2 separate regions of the Mus musculus genome follow, and region 1 is linked to region 2. A link is a loop called in an ENCODE intact Hi-C map of the cell type or tissue named here. Cell type or tissue: gastrocnemius. All regions are shown on one strand. Each heading gives the region's core, and the rest is flanking DNA. Links, peaks and the distances in the headings are about the cores only.

Region 1 (2,918 bases), core at 325-2,824, 630 kb after region 2:
TGGGGGAGGGACTGCGCGCTTCTCTGGGTTTTAGAAGGGCAGCTGCTGGAGGAGGCTGGGAAAGTATCCTGGCGTTCCCCTCCATGTACAACCCAAGGGGGCTTTCTACAATAGTCCAGGGTGGCCCTTTTGTCTCAGACCCCTGACTAAACACAATATCAAAATATCACCAAGCATAAAGCAGGCCGGTTGGTAAATACTTGGTGGATTGATTCATAATACTGGGAATGTCTTGAGCACAGACATTTCCTTCCGCGGTTCTGGAACTGTCAGGTCTTGCTTAGCTGCTCCTAAGCTCCACGCCCAGCTTCTCTCTGAAGAAAGCAGCCCACGCTTGCATTCGTGCGGCATTTATGGAAGCTGCGAACAGCCACTCCCGCAAAGGATCGCTGGATTCCTCAGACATTACCCAGTGCAGGCTGTCCTGGGAGATCTTTCACATCAGTTGTGATCTCCTCAGGTACCATCCCCATGGCTGACACTCTAGAGCAGTGTTTCTCAATAGTCCCTCCTGTGTGGTTACCCTCAGCCATAAAACTATTTTTGTTGCTACATTATAACCGTAAATTTGCTATGTTATTGATGATAAGGTAAATATTTGTGTTTTCTGATGGTCCCTTGAAACAGTCATTTGACCCTCAAAGAGATGACGACCCACACAGGCTGAGAACCGCTGCTCTAGCGTCTCTTAAACTGGTCCTCTTATTCAGAACCATACTATTTATTTACATCTCCTCATTATACTGACCTTGGGAGGATTTCAGGATTAAAATATACCAGCAGACTTCTGGTAGGTTTATGTAACCAACTTCTGGCGCTCCTGCCAAATCTATGATACCACATTCCTCCAAGAACCACTCCTTTCTCCACAAACGGAACCCCAAGTAAGCAGCCATCACCCAACCACCACGGCCATGGATTGTATCAGGGGCCCTTGGCCCTCATCGGGTGAGCACTATCTTCCTCTTAGGAATTTATAACTAGGTTTAAGAAAGTTGAGTAGACATTAGTATCTGGGTCAGGCATGGAGTTTGGAGGTACAGAGGACATTTGCTAAGAGAATCAAGACAAGCCAGGATATGGAGTAAAAAAAGAAAAATAAAGTAAAATAGAATCTGCATAGATTTGGGTATCCTTCATGCTGCTGGGTTCTGAAGGTGACTCAATATTCTTTCCAATAATTTCCTATTCGTCGACTGGGCTTATTTGACTGGATTTCCGGTACTTGCTTGCAAAGGGACTTTCAAAAGACATTACTTTTTATGATAGAGTTCTGTTGCTGTAATCAGGACTGCATCCCTCACTGAATTGTCGCCCTCTATAGGATTGACTGCCCAACTTCCAGTGGCTTATGACACCAGTATCATAATCCACACTTAGACTCAGGGTGCTCTACAAACTGTTCATCTAACCCAGGTCATTTTCTCTGTCTCTTCCATATAGCCCCGTTTTTTGAGTCAGTCTATCTGTCTCTCTGTCCTTCTCACTCTCTCACCCTCTTCCTCTGCCGCACCTCTGTATTCAGAGGTCATCCTCTAGTGTTATTTCTGGGCAGCTCATCTTGATTTTGTGGTAGGCCAACACTGGACTGGAACGCACAATAGTTAAATCTGGCTGTCTACTGAGCCTCAGCTTCTTGTCCTACTGAGCCTTGTCATCAGTACTGTGACCACAAGTATATATCATGCTGTTCTTTTCACATTGGTCTGGGGACAGAAGTCCTATCTGCATGTTTTCGAGGTGAGCACTTTCCCAACTGAGCTATCTCCCTTGCTCCTGTCCTCCTTGTCTTAGTCAGGGTTTCTATTCCTGCACAAACATCATAACCAAGAAGCACTTGGGGGAGGAAAGTATTTATTCTGCTTACACTTCCATACTGCTGTTCATCACCAAGGAAGTCAGGACTGGAACTCAAGCAGGTCAGAAAGCAGGAGCTGATGCAGAAGCCATGGAGGGATGCTCTTTACTGGCTTCTTCTCCTGGCTTGCTCAGCTTGCTCTCTTATAAAACCCAAGACTACCAGCCCAGAGATGGTCCTACCCACAAGGGGCCTTTCCCCCTTGATCACTAATTGAGAAAATGCCTTACAGTTGGATCTCATGGAGGCATTTCCTCAACTGAAGCTCCTTTCTCTGTGATAACTCCAGCTGTGTCAGGTTGACACAGAACTAGTCAGTGCACTCCTCTTTAGAGCTCTCTAAACCTTATTTCCCTGTGTCACTGCCTGGGTTGGAATGGTCTTTCCTTTCTTCTTGGCCATACATGAGATCTGGATTAGACACTGGAAGCTTTTCAGTTTCATATATGACCACTCTGGAAAAAGCGGGCACAGTTCTTATTAACAGCAGCGAACAATTTGCCTAATGAAAACTGAGTTTAAACTGCTAAAGAAGTGAGAGAGCTAAACTGTGTTCTTGGCTCACTGGGAAGGAGTGTCTTCCTTTCATAAAAACTTTAACATTTCTCAGCACTGAGGGAGGAGCCAAATAGCACCAGTGTTCTCCCAGATGTAAAGGGCATGGTGGGGTCTGTATATAGAGAGAGCATAAAATAACTTATCAGACCCCTACTTTGTGTGTTCAGTGTCAATGGATTACACCCTGAACTGAAGCAAGAATGGCAGAGGAGAAGCCCACTGGATGAATGGTTTTAATACTGTCTGATGACAATAAAGCCAGAGATGCTGGAGTGAGTGGAGAGATGGATCAACAACGTCAAGAGTATTGACTGCTTTGCCAGAGGACCCAGGGTCAATTCCCAGCATCTACTTGGTGAGTCACAACCATCTGTAACTCCAGTTCCAGGGAATCTAAACGCCTCTTCTGACCTCTGTGTGTACCAGGTATATATGCTGTACACAGACATATATGCAGGAAGAACACCCCACATGGTAATTAGTAATAATACTATTAATAAAG
Region 2 (2,918 bases), core at 97-2,596:
ATCTCTGGAAGATTGATCAAGATCAAAACAGGAAGTAGAAGAAAGAGAGAAAGCTTTGACATTTTACTGAGTGCATTCAGACCAGGTCCTGCACCGGACTCCACAGCACAGGCACCTCCTCGGGCTTGTCCTGACTTGTATTGACTTTGTATATGAATGACCAGGCATGTCCAGGGTTCATGTGGGTGTGAGGCAGAGGCGACTCTCAGGTGCTGTTCCTTAGATGCAGGGCCACCACTCCTTCCTTCCTGCCTTTTTTTTTTTGAAAGAGAAGATTTCTTGAAATTTACCATTCAGCTAGGTAGGCTGTCCAGGAATGCCCGGGCTCCACCTGTGGCCTCTAGTACAGGAATTACAGGCATGCACCACCATGCTCCCTCCCTCCCTCCCTCCCTCCCTCCCTCCCTCCCTCTTCTCTTTGAAATGTGAATTTTGGAGCTTGAACTCAGGTCCTCCTGCACTTGACTGACTGAGATAGCTCCCCAGCCCTAGAACAATTTTAAAGAGTATCTAGATAAAACAGATGCTTATAAAGCAAGTGTTTGAGTCGTTTTTAGAAATATCATAGCATATTGCTACAATAAAGTTTTATTCATTGCCCTCTTTCAAGAGGAATAGACTTTAAATAGTGAGTGCTGGACAGATGGCTCAGGAGTTAAAAATAAATACTGCTTTTCCAGAGGATACAAGTTTGGTTGCCAGTATCACCTCTGGGCAATTTACAATCTCTAATTCCAGTTCCAGGGGAACCAGTACCCTCTTCTGGTTTCTGTGGGTACCAACACTTACATGTGCACACAATTCTACTACAGACACACACACACATAAAAGTTCTCAAGGAGAAAATTGAAAGTGGAGTAGTTCCTTACCATGGAGCAACTACTCCTTTAACGTCCATTTCTTCCCTTACTCTCAGAACAAAGACCTTATATTCTTCAGAGCGAGAAATGAAAATAGTCCGTTATATAATTTGCTGGAGGATGACACTTACTGCTGGACATAATGGTGCACACTGCAGCCCCACTACTGGGGAAGTCGAGGCAAACGAATCATGAACTCAAGGCCTGGGCTATGTAGGGACCACCAGCCCTCCCCCTCACCCCCTCCCCTGCCAACGCCCCAGTTAGAACCAGTTGCTGGTCGGAATAAGAATGCAGGAATGATGGTTACAAGATTGCATAAAATGATCCATTGAATCCGAAATAACAAAGCTATTACTCTTTTCAAATGCGGATGATGAAGCTTAAATTGAGTATCTAAAAATTTGACCTCTCAACAAAATCTCTGATAAGGGTCACTGGAGCAAGGTGCGGCTTTTCCGCGCCGTCCTGGGCGCAGTGTGCCTCTCTGCCCAGAAGGGGGCCTCGCTGTTCCACCACAAGGCCAGTGCCAGCGCAGCCTCAGTTTCTTCAGCGCGTTCAAGTCCTTGATGCAAAGCGGCTGTGTTTGTTGACTCTGCCATTTGAGCGCTGTCTCCGACTTGTTTGTTTTGAATTACATTACAGGCTGGAATGTGATTGTGGCGGTAGTATTTTTAAATTGCCCGGGGGAGCAGCTAATCACAGTTACATGCTTCAGAGGATTTATAATTGCGTGGTTTTGTGCGCGCGTGTGTTTTTAACAGCATTTCAGAAGTTTTATGAGCGAAGAGTACGCAGGATTTTAAATTTACAATAATGGTCTGTGCACCTTCTCTTCGGTTTTAGCTACTTTAAAGACTCTCTTCTCATTAAGTTTTAGTGCCTTGACTAGTGTGTTCCTTTCTGCAGTTGGTCATAATTCATTCCTGGCTCCCGTGCTCTCCTGCAGGCAGACATCATTATATGTACTGACTTCATATCATTTGGGGGGAATTATTTGTGCTCGAAACAACCTGAGATCTTATCTTTGTAGAGTACCATCAGATTATTCTGGCTCATGATAAACCTTTAAGAGTAAATTTAGCTTGAATTTAGGGAGAAAATAATAATAATAATAATAATAATAATAATAATAATAATAATAATAATAATAAAGGTAAAAGCATAGAGCCAGAAACATGTGGCCGTTATTTCATCCGAGAGACAAGAACTGCTCAGGAAGCAGAGAGGTAACCAGAAAATAAGGCAGTGTACGTGTTTTCCCTTTCTGGTTTTAACAGATGGCTAAGTAGCATTTCCTAGTTCCTAAGCAGGGCTGAATGGTTTCCTTTCCATTTACCACCTTTAAAATTCTCTTTCCAGTCACTGACAAAAGAGCTTTTGCACACAGGCATAGTTTCCTGTGGAAAAATCGCTGTGGGTCGATTGCTGTAGTTAGGGATTAGTGCTGCCACCTCAAGATCACAATGGATGTCATAGACACCAAATGTGCAGAATTCAAAAGCCACGTCCACATGTCGGTGAGGAGCTATAGATATGTACATAGCAAAACTGTGTGTGTTCAGTGTCTTCCAGTAGGCTCTGCTGTAGTGTCGAACACGGAGGCCCACCTCAAAAGCTTGCTTGAAGGGACCAAAAAAGAATCGTACTTCGTGCATGAGATAGTTAGGAAGGCATAGAACATAGACAGCCTGTAGAGCCATGTGCCCTGCTAAAGAGAAATTGGGGAGAAACTGTCACATCTAAGCTGCTGGAGTATCCCAGATTACTGGGTCCAATCAGCGATGAAAAGTCATGTCAAGATATCTTTGCACTTCCCGACTTGTACACTTGAAATATGAAGAAAACAGCCAGCGACCCAGATGTAGGCAAGATGGCTTGTTTTTCTAAGGACCCTCCTTCCCTATTTGTAGCCCAGGCTGGCTTCAGACTTACTATACAGCTGAGAGTGGCCTTCAATTTCTGACCCTCCTGCCTGTCTAGTGTGCAGGCATTATAGGTGATTGCTACTTTTGCTGGGTTTGTCGATGCTGGGGAATCAGTCTCCAGGCTTCATAA

The links. A loop is a pair of places that touch in the nucleus more often than their neighbours do. Peaks named below come from ENCODE experiments on the same cell type or tissue, not always from the same donor. Only the 100,000 strongest peaks of a DNase experiment are listed, where the experiment ranks them.
Region 1: a loop joins it to region 2, with 13 times the contacts of the local background. A loop is called at or near these places in 28 of 42 quality-filtered maps.

Annotation. Positions count from the first base shown.
Region 1 is chr10:14,196,147-14,199,064 of GRCm38, forward strand. No RefSeq gene overlaps it. Among named protein-coding and RNA genes, the nearest start is that of Gm51759, 70 kb to the left of the region's middle. In gastrocnemius, for the core only: a CTCF peak has its summit at 1,324; no DNase peak of the experiment used is centred there; H3K4me3 peaks cover 142 bases; H3K27ac peaks cover 294 bases.
Region 2 is chr10:13,563,486-13,566,403 of GRCm38, forward strand. No RefSeq gene overlaps it. Among named protein-coding and RNA genes, the nearest start is that of Pex3, 12 kb to the left of the region's middle. In gastrocnemius, for the core only: a CTCF peak has its summit at 1,358 (motif pointing right); DNase peaks (open chromatin) are centred at 1,081 and 1,375; H3K4me3 peaks cover 548 bases; H3K27ac peaks cover 260 bases.